2 separate regions of the Mus musculus genome follow, and region 2 is linked to region 1. Evidence: chromatin loops called from intact Hi-C (ENCODE). Cell type or tissue: heart. All regions are shown on one strand. Links, peaks and the distances in the headings refer to the core of each region. The heading gives the core; the rest is flanking DNA.

Evidence for each region. Peaks named below come from ENCODE experiments on the same cell type or tissue, not always from the same donor. Only the 100,000 strongest peaks of a DNase experiment are listed, where the experiment ranks them.
Region 2: it touches region 1 in a loop (4-fold over the local background); 35 of 42 quality-filtered maps call a loop at or near these places.

Annotation. Positions count from the first base shown.
Region 1 is chr1:86,003,744-86,011,585 of GRCm38, forward strand. No RefSeq gene overlaps it. Among named protein-coding and RNA genes, the nearest start is that of Spata3, 14 kb to the right of the region's middle. In heart, for the core only: a CTCF peak has its summit at 4,308 (motif pointing left); a DNase peak (open chromatin) is centred at 4,258; H3K4me3 peaks cover 408 bases; H3K27me3 peaks cover 345 bases.
Region 2 is chr1:85,931,457-85,939,298 of GRCm38, forward strand. It overlaps 4933407L21Rik (RIKEN cDNA 4933407L21 gene), which reads left to right. Exons shown (of 3, transcript NR_037692.1): 3 at 1-300. It also overlaps a transcript of Gpr55 not described here. Among named protein-coding and RNA genes, the nearest start is that of 4933407L21Rik, 6.9 kb to the left of the region's middle. In heart, for the core only: a CTCF peak has its summit at 4,168 (motif pointing right); no DNase peak of the experiment used is centred there; H3K4me3 peaks cover 743 bases; H3K27ac peaks cover 1,497 bases.

The DNA.
Region 1 (7,842 bases), core at 2,506-6,505:
GTACAGCATGATGCTGTCAGCCATACTGTGATATAGCCAGAGGGTCTTCACCAGAACCGAGTACATGCTGGTGCCGCACTCTTGAATCTACAGAAATATGAAATAAATAAAACTTACAGATGTTTTTGTAATAGCAAAGTGTGATGGTTTAATATATGCTTCTATTAGTGGCACTAATAGAAGGTGTGGTCCTGTTGTGGTAGGTGTGTCACTGTGAGTGTGGGCTTTAAGACCCTCATCCCAGCTGCCTGGGAGCCAGTATCCTGCTAGCAGCCTTCAGATGAAGATGTAGAACTCTCAGCTCATGTCTCTTGTCAGAGTATGCCTGGGCCTAGCAAACATAGAAGTGGATGCTCACAGTCGGCTATTGGATGGATCACATGGCCCCCAATGAAGGAGCTAGAGAAAGTACCAAAGAAGCTAAAGGGATCTGCAACCCTATAGGTGGAACAACATTATGAACTAACCAGTACCCCGGAGCTCTTGACTCTAGCTGCATATGCATCAAAAGATGGCCTAGTCGGCCATCACTGGAAAGAGAGGCCCATTGGACACGCAAACTTTATATGCCCCAGTACAGGGGAACGCCAGGGCCATAAAAGGGGAGTGGGTGGGTAGGGGAGAAGGGGTGGGTGGCTATGGGGGACTTTTGGTATAGCATTGCAAATGTAAATGAGCGAAATACCTAATAAAAAAAAAAAAAAAAAAAAAAAAAAAAAAAAAAAAAAAAAAAGAAAAAAAAAAAAAAAAAAAAAAAAAAAAAAAAAAAAAAAAAAAAAGAACTCTCAGCTCAGCCTGCACCATGCCTGCCTGGATGCTGCTATGCTCTTGCCTTGACAATAATGGACTGAACCTCTGAACCTGTAAGCCAGCCCCAGTTAAATGTTGTCTTATTAAAGAGTTGCCTTGGTCATGGTGTCTGTTCACAGCAGTAAAACCCTAACTAAGATACAAGGGAAAACCGAACAAAAACAAACAGGAAAGTAATCTCCAAAGGTTGTTTTTGTTCGTGTGTGTGTGTGTGTGTGTGTGTGTGTGTGTGTGTGTGTGTAAATGGGGTAGATTTGGGAATGATAAAGTACTGATGAATAATTTCAGGGACCTAGCTTATAAAACTGACCAAATAATGATAACTTTCTTTAGGAAGTTCTAGAGGAGACACACAGGAGAGCAGGCAGAAGGATGTCTATGCAGGCCAATGAACACATACTGGAGTAGCTCACACTATTGCTATGGGTATGTGAACTGTTCATGAACTAGTGACCATAAAAGCTATGTATGGCAGGATCTTGTCTTTTTTTTTACATTTATTTATGTATGTATATGGGTATTTTATCTGCATGTATACCTGTACATTAGGAAAAGGCAACAGAATTCATAAGTCTGCAATTATAGACAGCCGAGAGTTGCATGCTGGGAATTGAACTCAGGACCTCCCGAAGAACAGCCAGTGCTCTTAACCACTGAGGAACCTGTCTTATTCTTCTTCTAGAAATGACTACTCTTCTCAGGAAGTTATGCTCAGATTCATCTCAAGTCCCCGTTCTTCCTTGTTGAAGGGCAATTCTGGCAGGAGGCTGTTGTTGACCAGGCTCTGCAGTCTCTCTGCTGACAGCATGGTGTGTGTGGAGGGGACGTGAACGAGAAGCCTGTGTGTGCGCAGACTCACCCAAGCACAAGTCTTTGGGGGTTTGCTAGTGCCCAGGTATCTGATCAGCCCTGCAAAGGTTCAAAGTGGTTCATGCCATTCATATTTGATCAAGGAAAAGATATCTCAGGGATCATGCTGGAGAATGGAACCTTCTCTCCAAACGCCAATCTCCAACACTAAGAAATTCTCGATGCAAGAAATGTGTTGTGTGGGAAATGTAGCAATGGGATGAAATTTCCCTTCCAGGCTGATACCACAAAGGAGGGGCAAAACAGGCCATATATGGAAGAAAGGAGGGGGAAGGATACAGCGAACACCTCAGGAATCAGACAACGTGCGTGGGTGGTGTGCTCACCGCTTGGGGCTTCTGCAACACAAGACCACAAACTCGGTAACTTAAAACAAAAACTTTCATCTCTGTAGAATAGAACCTCAAACTGAAGGAAGGTGTCGGCAAGGCCACATTCCCTCAACAGCCAGGTCTTGTCTCTTCCAGCCGAGGGCTTCCAGTGACCTTGGCTTGTAACTGTAACGTTCCAATCTCTGCCTTTGCCTACATCTCTTCCTTTGTGTCCCTCCCTCCTCCGAACCTCTTTGAGAAAGACACATCTCTTTGGATTGGGGGTTCATCCAGATGATGGTCCTACCAATCATTTCCTCTCGAGGCTTTTTTTGATATTTGCACAGACCCTGTTTCCAAATAAGGTCACCTTCCCAAGAATTATAATGTGGACATGAGACTGTGTTATCAAACCACCTAGCATGGGAGGCAGTGGTTAAGCTTGCTGGCTTTCTGACTTGGTGATGGCGTCTTGTGGCAAGGACCATTCATTCTGGGACTACACTGAGAAACCCAGCCCTGCCACAGGTTCTCACCACTGAAGAAAACACAAAGCATTCTGGGAAATGCTGGTGGACTCCATCTATGCAAATGGTCCTCTCTTCGATGGCTGTTCCCACATCTCCTGCACTAAAGTACTTTGTTCATTAACCCAGAACTCAAATGGCCCGCTTTTCGTGGAACTTACAGCTTCGGGCATTGGTTTTGCTTGTCCAACCTGCTTGAGTCTTATGCAAATGATCCTTTCACAATGATTCCTGAGCGGGCCACATGATGACTTTTGTATGCCAGATTTGGGCCTGTTCTGTCCATGATGCCTAGGGAATGAAAGCCACAAAAATCAATACCAGAAGCTAAAATGCCTGTGGTCAACGTCATCCTGTAAGGTTTAAAGCATAAAGCAAGGGAGCTGGCACCTCCATGGTTCAGAGAAAAACCAACTAACCATCGCACACTGCAAGCGGGGCTCCTGCACCTTGGGCGGGTCTAGTTTGTGGTATGGATGGGAAATAGCGAGGAAAAAACATGCTAAAGAGATCTTTCTCTCTTTCTCCTCCACGCCAAGATTTTGTAGCTTCCCTACACTGTGGGGAGGAATTCACAGCATGCCATGTTTGTGGATGAGCCCTTTACAACTCTTTGGGCCACAGAGCAGAGCAGGTGCTGGGTTCAAGTCACCAGGTGAAGAAAAGGGACAGGAGATGAAGTCCACACCTGTAGTCTTACTACTCCAAGGGATTCATTCAGAGACCACTCGATCCCTTTGCACAAAAGGAATTATGGTGAAAAATTAACACCGAGCTAAATCACCTCTTTGTCCTCTCTGTTTTCTGGTCTTCCAGGCTGAGACTCTTCCCTGACTGATTAAAATGTCCCCCAAACACAGCTCTTCCTTCCTGGGCAATTGTTCTCTCATCCATAGATTCTTTCATTCTGTGGATTCCTGGATCTATATCATAATTCCTCCACCACCACCCCCCATCCTCCCAGCTCCTCAGGCACCTCCAACTGCATCTCCCAAAACCCTCACAACCCCTCCCCAAAGCAGTCCAGGGTTGTAGTGTGTGCCTGGGAGTAGGAATGGATCTCTGTGCCAGCACCTGGCCTCTCCCTTTGGCAGGCATCACTGCCCCAAGAAAGATGGATAATAGCTGTGAACTGGGTAACTTGCCTTCCTTTCTTCTAGAATTCGGAAGCTTTGGACATCATTCGGAGCTTTTTAAACTGCACCCCCTGCTAAGCCCCAGGTGAGGCCACAACTCACTAGGGGCCTCCTAGTGTCGGATGAATTAAAAATATTCGCTGAACAGCTCTTACTCAGGACACACAAGGCCAAAGGTAAGGGCACAAACTCAAGTGTTATAGGAAAGTAACAATGACTTCACACCTACTCTGCACTCTCTCCCTTCTATCTTGTCTCCCTCCTATCTTGTCTCCCTCCTCTCTTCCCTGAGGGCAAGAATCGCCATCCCTTTCGGATCTTTGGAGTCAGCTGAGAGTTGAGGCTTCCAAGACTGGAACTGGGTCCCCAGGAAGAATGAAAAGGAAAAGAGATACACGTAGGAATGAAACCCCCAGGCAACAATAGGCTGACCTCTCTCTTCCAACCCCACGCACTCCTCTAGCCAAAAAAAAAAAAAAAACAACGGTCCTGAAGCTTTGAAGACAAAAGCAGAGGACAAACTTTGAAGAGAGTTCCAAGTTTGCATACACCAGTCCCGCCCCTAGGGAATTCCCAGGGTAAACCTAGATCAAAGAACGGGCTACAGTGCCTCTGGTCTTCTAACCTGCAGCCATGCAGTGCCCCCTAGTGGTAGCGGTCTCTTTTGGTTTCCCTAACTCGGCAGAGGACATCTGATTCTTCTTTAGATAGACTTGAAGTCCTTTCTCTTTTCCCTTTTCAAAAGAAATGTGCTTCATGTGAGTTGAGAAATATGTACAATTTCTGTATTATGTATATTACAAATTCTAAAAATTAAAATACCATACACTTATTTTTTTCAAAACACAAAGAAAATCTTATATCAATTTTGTCAAATAAAAATTAAGGGCATACAGTTAAATTTGGATTTAAGAGCCATAAAAGCAAATTGCATGGAGCAATTATTTTATAAATGATGTAAAATGCAAGTTTAAGTGCCTTTTTGTGTGTTCATTTGCTAAGTCTGGCCACTCCATACCTTTAATATAGTTTTCCCTTTCCTGATGGAGGTTTTTACTAAATCAAGGGGTGGTACTTACTCATAAGGCAAATTGTTCAGCATCTTAATTTCCCTACTTATGGCCTGCCATAAACATCTCTCCTTGTACCAAGTGTTTTCTTTAATGACCTGAACTTTTAGATATCTGGAGATGACTGTAGTCTTTCAAGTTCTTTTATTCCCAACCCAAGAGTCCTTTCTGTTCCTTTCCTGGCTGTGACCCTTCTGAGGACACAATTGTTGTAACACAAATAAGGACAGGTGGGACTTTCCTCCAACTGTGGGTCTAATCCCAGCCATCAGTTCTGTTGTCTTGTACATTGCCTGGAACTGCTCAGTCAAGCTTCGATTGTGACACAGGGTAATAGTAACTGTGGCAATCATTGTGGGGTCCAGTCTGTCTTCTCCTACTAGATGACAACCTCCACATGCTCAAAAAACTTCTCATGCCCATTAGCATCTCTATCCCATTTTTATAGGATATGTTCAAATTGCTTGTACAGGACAAACATTCAAAAACTTCATGATAAAAACTATAACCCAGGGGCTGGAGAGAGGGCTCAGTGGTTAAGCGCACTCACTACTGTTTCAGAGGTTCTGAGTTCAATTCCCAGCAACCACATGTTGGCTCACAACCACTTGTAATGGGGATCTGATACCCTCTTTTGGTGTGTCTGAAAACAGTGACAATGTACTCACATACATTAAATAAATAAATAAATCTTTAAAACAAACAAACAACAAAACCAAAAAACTATACCCTAGGAAAGGTAAGAGTCTACCATGGCTGAGGTTCAGGGATAGAGTCAGGGGGAAAAGTGAGGGTTTGGGATCTCTGTAGAGCGAAAGATGGCTTTGGGTCAGACATACTGAACTTGGTTCCCTGCTCTGCCATTTTCTGGTTGTATGATTTGATCATCTCATCTTATGATACATCACAACCTCACTGGCTTAAACCGGTACATCCTTGCCACTTTCCAGTTCTGGTGGTTGACTTTAACTCTGAGATGCAGTCCCTTTTAGAGGTGGAGAGAGTCCATTTCTTCACCTCTCCAACCTCTAAGACCTGACCTTCAAAGGCTCCATTTGACCTTCAAAGCCAACGTTCTGACTTTATTTCCTCTACCTCTCCTTTGAGGATCTTTGGGGTTAGAACAGACCCACCTGGAGAAATTCAGAATAACTTGTTTTAAAACCATGTGTAACCTTTCATCCCCTTCCTTGCCTTGGGTAACCTAACATGTTCATCATAGTTAGATGGGAGCATCTGCAAGGGGGCCGGCAGGCTGCCTACCACAGGACTAGAGCAATGACGCAACCTCTGGCAGGCTGGATGTTTATAAAATGGAGTTCCTTCAGAAAGTGTAGATTAGGAATAGACAATAACTGTATTATTTATTACTAAGAATTTACCTCAGAACTTAATGGGCTAAACCAATGCCATCTCAGCCCGCACGTGGGGGAATCCAACTAGAGTGCAGCTCAGGTGTGTGGTTCTAGTTGATGTCTTTCCCAAAGTTGCAGACAAGATATATATGAAGTCATCTAAGTTTGACTAAGGCTGGACACTTCCAAGATGGTGCCTTTAACAGGTGCTGGTAGAGAAGGCTTCACTCTTGCCTCTCCGTGGGACTGCAAGAGTGTCCTCACCATATGAGCAGGTGACATCCCTCGAGATTACTGATCCCAGCAAACAAAACATAAACCACAATGTCTTTTGTCTATATTTTTGTTATTTAAAATAATTCAGAAATAATAAAAATTAACTGTAACATTACCCAAAAGATTCAGACTACTATCAAGATGATCTTTTTCGGGGCCAGAGAGATGGTTCAGCAGTTCTGGGTGGTAGCTGCTCTTGCAGAGGACCCAGGTTCAATTTCCAACTCACACTCTGTAGCTCGCAACCACCTATAACCCTAGTTCCAGGAGATCCAGTGCCCTCTTCTAGATTCCACAGGTGCTGCACATACACATAAATATAAATGCTTTTAGTTAAAGACAATTCTTTCTCAAGTTAAATGTCATATGGGGTGCCAATATGTCCACCAGATACCAGACACGGTGTCTCAAATATAATCAAGGCCTCTCACTCCTCTGCTTATGAATTGTCTTAATTCAACTTTTTAATCAAAGCAGGACTTCATTGACTTTCTCTAACCTAGAAATCATTACTTTTATAAAACTTAATGCAGTAAAAGAGCTCCCTCCACACAACAAAGTGTGTTTTTAAAAAATGACCCTTTACTGTGACCTCAGAAATGTGAGGCCCAAGAGGCTTTGCCACCCAAAGACCCCTCCTCCTGCCAGTGCCCTTGACTTTCATCAGTATTGACCTCCAGAAAACTGTGTAACATTGAGTCAACCCCATTTCTGTCTCAAGGAGCCATGGTACTGTTGCTTAGAAGAAGGCATTTTCAGCTAGTCCTGCCTGCACCAAACCCCAGACCTACCGCTCACCGAGTGAATGGAGACTGTTTAACCTCCCTGAGCCTTCTGTTCCTGCTGCTGTAACTTGAAAAAGTGATGATCTCTGCAGCCATGCCCTGCAAACATGGAAAACCTTCTAACACCCAGCACACAGGAAGACCCCACATTACTAGGGCAACATTTAGAGTCAGAAGAGCTTGTCAAATGTCTTTGGATTTTTGCTCACTTCTCCCAGGAGGTGAGAAAACCCACCAAGGATGGAATTGGTGTCTAACCAGCCAGGAGGAGGCTATTTCCCAGCCTGGGTTGCCCAGGCAAAATGAATGGAAATAATTCATCCACTTTCCAAGATGTGAGCCAAAAAGACTGCTTTCCTCTCCCTTCTTTCTCATCTTCCTGCTAGTCAGGAGCTAGGGAGCCCTGGACCAGCAGCCCCTGGAGGCAGGAAAGAAGACTCCATGTTGAAGACAGCAAAGAGCCCCAATTACCAACAGAGGAAACAAAGCGCTATCTTTTCTAAGCCAAGCCATGTATCTTTGAATCTCTCTGCTACATCAACTTAAATGCAACAAGGAGTTTAAAGGGTCCAGCCATTCAGCCCAATATTCATTATTTAACACCAGCTGACCGTAGCAATCTCCGGCCCACAGAGACAAGAACGACATGGGCACCAAGGAGGGTTCACACAGCAGCTTCTTTACTTGCGGCTTTTTTCTCTT
Region 2 (7,842 bases), core at 1,726-5,725, 73 kb before region 1:
GCTGCCTTGAGAGGCATGCATTATGACTCCTGGGGTACTCAATGTGCCTTTCAGTTCCCGAAAACCTGAGGCACCCTCTCAGGCAGTGAGGCAAACAGGCTACCTTTGTGTCTTGGTGTTCCTTAGAGGTAAATGAAGCATACATACAGAACTTGGCTGAACATATAATCTTAGACGTTACTCTTGTATGCCCTATCAGGCTTGGGTGCCACCCTTATAGCCTATCATGAGGAGCATGTAAAATGTCTCACTGCTTGAAATAAACCTGTCTCAGTCTTAGCTCTGCTGAGGTCCCTCCAACCGGCCTGAGTCATTTATTCCCACTGCCTATATCAGAAGACACTGGCTTGGTACACAAGCGCTGGCACTTTCGGCTCTGCAGCACAGAAGAGGTAAATAAGGTGAACTAGATGAGAAAAGTATCCAAACCAGGTCCGGGTTAGGTTATGTTGACCTCTGTTGGGGTGCAGAGTACCTATCTGGGGTAGCTCGGGGCCTCTGGGGACATCCAAGAGGATCTTGAGTAGAGACATTGGACGAGGGCACAGAGACCTGGTATGCACCTACATTCATTCAGCAATCAACATAGATCATTTAATTCTCTCTCTCTCTCTCTCTCTCTCTCTCTCTCTCTCTGTGTGTGTGTGTGTGTGTGTGTCTGTCTGTCTGTCTGTCTGTCTGTCCTCAATGGCATCAACTGTGTGCCCTCTGACTCACTACAGCTCTGACACTACTCTGAGGTAGCATCAGATACCATAGGCTGAGGACTGGGTCCCCCAAAACTCTCTACCTCCTTCAGCCACCAGCCCTGGCTGTCCCATCTAAGCTTCCAACCCCAGAGTTCTAAACTGGGGTTCTTCCAACTCACTCCTCAGGTTCAAATAATTTGTTAGAGAAGGGCTCAAAAAAAAAAAAAAAAGGAGTTTACAGATTTCACATAAGATACTACAAACATCCACAGAACAGATGAAAAAATTCCCAAGATAAAGTTGGAAGGTAGGAGTGCAGGGCTGCCGTGCCCTTTCTGGGCACCTTGTCCTCAGGGACCCTGCGTGCTCTAAGCTCTATGAAAGGCCCAGGCCCTGCCCTCTGGGGTGGAGGGTGGGGGGCTATGGCGGCTTCCTTACAAAAGCATGATTGATTAACTCATTGATCACCGGTGATTAGCCCGGCCCTCCGCCCTTACTTGCCAGAAGTTTGAGAATGGGTCTGAGAGACCCAGCTCTTCACTTCTGTTCTGAGCAGCCCCGCCACAGAAGCCACCTAGATCTGTCCACCACCAGTCATTTCATTAGTATGCATGTACAGCTCACCACTATCGTGATTCCAGGGGTTTTAGGAATTACTTGGCAGGAATCAGGCTGAAAAGTGCTGAGATATTTCACAGTATCACTTTGGGAAATGCTGGCGATGTTCAAGTGTCTACGAGTCTCACTGTTCTCCAAAAGCAAGGTCCTGCAAAGCAAGGTCCTGCGGCAGGCCAGTTTCCAGCCTCAACTCCACCAGCTTTATAGAGTCATCCCTTCATCAGGTCTCTGCACAAAAGGCCTTGAAATAACACTCCGCGTTCCTCTTCCCCACAAGCTCTAAGGGGGAAACTGGCTAATTATGCTTCTCACCCAAAGTCAAAGAAATCTGCCTCCCCTCCCCTCCCCTCCCCTCCCCTCCCCTCCCCTCCCCTCCCCTCCCCTCCCCTCCCCTCCCCTGTGTCTGACCCCGTGTAGCAAAAGGACATTTTCCCCTCTATCATCTGGACCTTCTCCTGAACAAACTGACAAAGACAAACGAAACCGGAGAAAAAGTATACAGATCTGTGAATGTGCAAACACGGAAAAACCAGAACACAGAAAGTCACAAGTGCGTGGCCACCCACCAGCTCAGTGGGGTGCAAAAAAAGGCACACCCCACTCCTGTTGGGGAGGAGAGAGTGTAGACAATTTTGAGATGACTCATATGTGACTTTTAGGGGGAACCTAATGAGCGTTGAGCATATACAACAGCCCAGGACAGAGTCTCACGGGTCATAAAGTAGACAGTGGTTTGTAAATGATTCTCTGTGGGACCAGAAGAGGACAAGGCATGTGACAAGTCTATTCTGCCACTTGAATAGATAATAAAAAGCACAAGGTCAGAGGGACTTGAGCTTTGGGAGTGTGGGCGAGTGTAAGACGACCCCCCCTCCCCCCAGCCTCTCATAACTTTGGTCTTTGGAGTTCTGTTTCCTGGGCTCTAACACTCCGGCTTCTTTCTCACCGGAAGGAGAAATAACAAGGCTAAAGCTGGAGAACTTAGTGCAGACAGGATATGGGAAAGGGCTCTAATGAATAACAATGTAACATGCATCCGGGTTGCACTGGTTGCTGAAGACTCTTCCCACCTCCCCCAACCCTAGCCCCACCCCACGCCATCCCTGCAAATCTCCCCCATGCTGTCCTCTGGAGTTTGATTATTTCAGCTGCAGCCTAGCTCGGGAAGAGCACAGTCTCTCGCTGGTGCAGCCCGCTTGTTAAACTGCCGAGGGATGGGGGCTGTTTCCACAGATGTCTGCTCTTGGGTTTTCCTTTGAATGACCTCTTTGCTTCTGGTTTCCATGGAAACAGCCCTAGGAGCAAGGACAGCTGTGAATCAAGACCCTCATCAGGAGGGACCCTCTCCTAAAAACAGGTTGACAGAGTGCAGGAGGACAAGAACAGAAGGGCTGAGGGAAGGGAACAGTGAAGGAGGAAGGACTGAAGGAGGGAATCTTCTGGAAGGGAGAAACTCTGATCACAGCTGAGCCAAAGGCAGAGTCTTCAGGGAGTGGGAGGGCCTTGGAGGGACTCTGGAGGACGACAGTTAGAGCCCCCAGGAGCTTCCATGGCAGGTCAGATAAGGACATCCTGGGAGGATGGAATTGATGACATCAGCTCCTAAGAGGAGACAAAGACATAAATATCATAAATAACCATGACAAGGTAGCGAGTGTGACCTGCTCACTGGCCTAGATTGTAAAACTCCTCACCTTATTCGTATTGCCACAATTCATTGCTTGGGTCCTTACGTGTTCTTCAGACAGGAAGATAGTCCCTAAATTATTCAAAATCCCCAGGGTCCTCCTAGTCAAAAGAGCCCAATGGGAAAGTCAGCTTTGCTTGCTGACCCCTGAGGAAGGACAAACGACTTCTCTATGCTGTCATCCTCGAGGCTCCAGCCTGGATCTCTTCAGGGGAGAGGGACACTAGACCATAATATACAACAAGAGGGGCTGCCGGCTTCAGACCAGAACCCCACAGTCCCATTGCTCACACCGCAGACCCCAGAACCCCTGTGGATACCTACCGCAGCTAAGTGTCGCTGGCAAGTGAGAGGGGCTCTTTGAAGAAGCACAGGGCAGGCAAACTGAGACCCACCGACCACAGCAGCTTCTCCTTCATCTTTTAAAGTACCAGAGCACTGTGTCCTCCTGCTTAAGCTGCTGATGTAATTCTCCTTTTAAGTTTAGAAAACACTAGCCTATGGGAAGGTGGCAGGGTACTATTGCAGTCACCTCAAGCAAAGCCAGGATGGTGGGCAGACATGGGCTCCTAATTAGCCTATTCTCTCCTTTTCAGGAACCACTGGTACTTGTAAGCCCTCTCTGTCTTTCTTGTCCCACTCAAGAGTGGGCATGTGGCATTTGCCCAGGAAGCACAAATGCCTGTTGATTTTGATTGAAGATGCTGGCGCTTCCCCATGTCATCCTGACACCATGCATCTATTATCTTCCCCAGGATCACAATTATGAGAATGGATGCTAAGAAGCGTCTGCTTTGAACATCTCCAGGCTTCACCCTACCTTGAAAGAAAGCCAGGCTTTGGAGCCCCAGCCTAGATGGAGAAAGTGCCACAGGATCTGTGAAGGGAAGGCATGGCAATGGTTCAGGGAAGGTGGCTAGACTCCAGAGCATGATTTTGGTATGAGCTCTCTGGAAGAGACACCAGAGCTGGTGGGAGGGGCAGCTTGCAGCCATGAGGGAACTGTAGGACAAAGTCTTGTGTCCATGTAACATAGGAGTCTACATTCATAGGCCTGGTTCTTAGCCACCGAATCTGCGGCCCCCATTCCCCTATCAAGGGCACTCTCTTATTTCTTTATTTCATTTTATTTGTTATATGTGTCTGGGTGCTTTGCATCATGCTCACGTAGTTCCTGAAAAGGCCAGAAGAGGGCACTAGATGACCTCAGACTAGACTTCCAGACTGCTGTGACCCACCGTGTGGTCACTGGGAATGGAAGCCAGGTCTTCTGGAAGAGCAGCAAGTGCTCTTTACTGCTGAGCCCTCTCTGTAGGTCTTGAGGAGCCTCTCTTTCTAGAATTCATGCAGGATTCCCGGAGCTAGAGAGATGTTTAGGGACAACGGGGTTAGCAAGTCTTTGTAAAATGTCCTGAGCTCAGAGCCGGGTGTATTCAAGTTAAGAAACTAGAGGAAACACACATGTTCTATTCAAGTTCACAGAGTAAAAGCCTTGTGGACTGGATGCTCCCACTTAAATTCAGGCATTGAAACCCCAACCCTGGGACCTTAGGGGGCCAATTAAGGTAAAATGAAATGCTAACTGTCTGACCCAGACAGTTGACTGTCCCTATCAGAAGGAATCAGAAAACTTCTTGTACAGACCCAGGCAAAAGCAAGGAAGAGCTCTCACCAGGAACCAGACACAGAGCCAGGCCAGACCGTGAACATTCAGCCTCCAGGGTAGTGAGAAATGTCTTTCTGCCACTGACGCCATACCCCAGACCCTCCATCAGCCCCTGGCTGTACCTCTGATATCTGACTGTTCCCCAGAGTGACATCCCAGGGAGGAAATAGCAACAGCTCTAAGCTCTATTAACCACCTACTACATCTGTGTTTGTCAAAATGGTTTAAACACCTAGCCTCTGCAGTTAAATTGACTTTAACACTCCAGAGATGCTGGCCTGATGCCACCCTCCGTGAATGCCAGAAGTCCATTTGCCTGCTTGGTTCTGAAAGGTTTCTCACCCTCTGGTCCAGCAGGTGCAGGCAAGCCTACCAAGCGCCACTGTGTTGGCACCTGTCCCTGCCTTACTCTATAGCAACTGATTGTACCTGGTGGCCTCCAGAGAAAGCAAAGCCTCAGCTGCTCCTTCAGGGGGAAAGAAACGTTGTTTCGAGGGCGAGAGTGGCTGCGGGGTGGGGTGGGGGGCCTGTTGAAAATATGGCAGGGGCTTCCAGCTGCTGGAGATAGTCCTTCCCAAAGCCTAAGAACATCAGTCTATTGTGCATGCACCACATGCGAGTGGGGTGTGTGTGTGTGTGTGTGTGTGTGTGTGTGTGACTGTGCTGTACAACACCCCTCCCACTCTCTCCCACCTCCTCCTCCCACCCCCCACTCCGTGCAGATAAGTTTTGGTTGTTTCTCAGGTGACTGCCTCAGAACAAAGGCAGGGTCTGGGGCCTCAAGGTGAGCTGCTGGCTTGCTCCCTCAAGCATTCCTTTGAAGTGACACCTTCCAGTCTCCTCTGCAGACATCAAAGGACAGAAGGCCTCACTTCTGCTATATCTCACAGTGAATGTCCCCACCACCACCACCACCACCATCACCACACTCCCGACACAGAGCACTGTTCACAAAGGGAAGAGGAGACAGGCACTTGCTCACCTTCAGTGCCTGTGGTCTCTCTGCCCTGGCCTTACCAAGAAGCACAGCTGAGAAGGTGAGAGGTACTATAGTAGTAGTTTCAGGGTGTGTACCTCAAAATCAACACCTTTATGAGTCTTTTAGTCCCCTGTCCTCAGAATGGGATTCTCACGGTACCCTTTGTCAGCCACTCTGTTGCCCCCAAAGGATATTGTCCCCAATGGAGCTGGCCCTCGGAGGAGCATGGAGGATTTTGTAGATAGCATCTCCATATAGGTCCTTAGGGATGTGTCTACCCCTGCTTGGTTGATACTCTTTTCATCCCAGGCTAGAAAGCTCATCCTATCTTTTCCTCGTTGACATATCAAGCTAGTCCTTTCACATCCTTTTGAGTCTCTGCAGCTGCTACTGGGCCTACAGTCATTTCAAGCATCTTTGAAATTACTGGTTATTCACAGTAACTTTCTGTAGGGTAGAATTTTCTATGTGGGTGTTCTCAGAAGCCCAGGGCATCTTCACTGTGTTACTGTAATGACTCCAACTTCAAAGGGTCTACAGGGAGGGGACTCTAACAGGGCTGACTGAATGCAGTTTATGAATAGGTGCTCTCCAGTCAAATCCTCTGGGAGCCAAGGGGATAGGACCCACCCACCAGTTAGCTGGGGTTAACCGAAAAATGTCTGTTAAGGGACAAGGATGTCCCTGATCAGCCTTCCACATCCAGGTCAGGCCTTGGAACTTAGGAAAAAGGGGTGACTTGGACCTAAGCCTATAGGGAAATGCCTGTCAAGTGTGCTGGTAGGTGAGGAGGAGTTCCCTGTAAAGAGAGATACATTTACACCATAACTAGACCCAGAAGGGAGCATCACCAGTAGAGGATGTGTAGTCAACAGGTCTCTTGAATTGGGCCTCTCATGGACACAGAGCCAGTGTCACGGTGGGGAGGATGGAAGAGCAGGCTGAAAGGGACTGAGTCCAAGTGTGTGGGGCCTTTGAGACCCAGTGGCTTCACAGACAATTAAGCACCAACGTGACTGAGCATCAAACTGCACAGGGTCTGGATCCTCACCAACTGGGAAGACCAGCTATGCACCTGATAACCACCTGTGACCTACTTGTTACAGATAAGACCCCTATAACATCATACCTGATACCCAGGGGTCACATTGTTCAATCCCTTGGCAGGGGCCATTAAATACCAGTTCTTCTCTGGAGCCAGAAACTGAAGCCTGAGACAAGGTCACAGTACATTGTATGAATTTATTTGGTCAGTCATGTTAATCGAATTGGTTTTCCAATTAATTTTTGCTAGATCTTGCAGCTGTACGTGTAGCCAGTGTGTCAGGTTTTCCAAGGCTGAGTACGAATAAGGTCACATTATGGCTGAACAATAGCTCCTAGCCCCACTGGCTTTAGTAACAGGAATCTGGCTTTTTTCACAACTAAGTGCTGGGTTTCCCACACTCGCTGGCTGCATTCTGCTGTACTTCAACACTAACAGTGATCCTCCCCATTTCTGGTACTGCTGAGCCAACTGCCACTTGAGCCACCATTGGACTGGTGACACACACCAGGCAAGTCTCCTTCACTCACTATTTTGGGATGAATCAGTGGGTTCTCAAACCCTATCCCCACCCCCAATCTCCTGGTCCAGGGTCACCAATCTGAGACACAGCTGTACAACTCCAGGAGCCCTGTCCTTACCTTTCCCCAGTTTATGGCTTTAGATTTCCTGCCCTCTTTGGTAATGGTACTCTTGGGACCTAGAGATCTTTCCAGCATAGAGCGTTGCTATACACACACCAGGTTTTAGCTCTGGTCATCCATGGGGAAGGTGGCTATTCAGCCTACTAAAGCCTTTGCTCTGGGTCATCTTGCCTGGCAGACACACTTGCACATGGAGGGGACCACTTGACTCTGTTGGATGGGTGAACAGCTCCTTTTACAGAGAGAACACAGAGGAGGTGGTTCCAAGACCTACCCCACTCATGGGTGAACCTGAAGCAGCTGTCTATCCCGGTGTCACAGGTATTATCTCTGTCCAAGACAGCAATGGGACAAAACAGCATCCAAGGCTGGGAACCTCATTTCTCAGGTCTGCATAGCCCTGAATCGCCACCAATGGGTCCCTGGAGGCCCAGCCCTGAGATGGGGCTCTGGTCCTGGTCCTCACTCCCCTACAGCACCTGCCGGTCCTTAACTCTCTCTCCTTAACTATTCC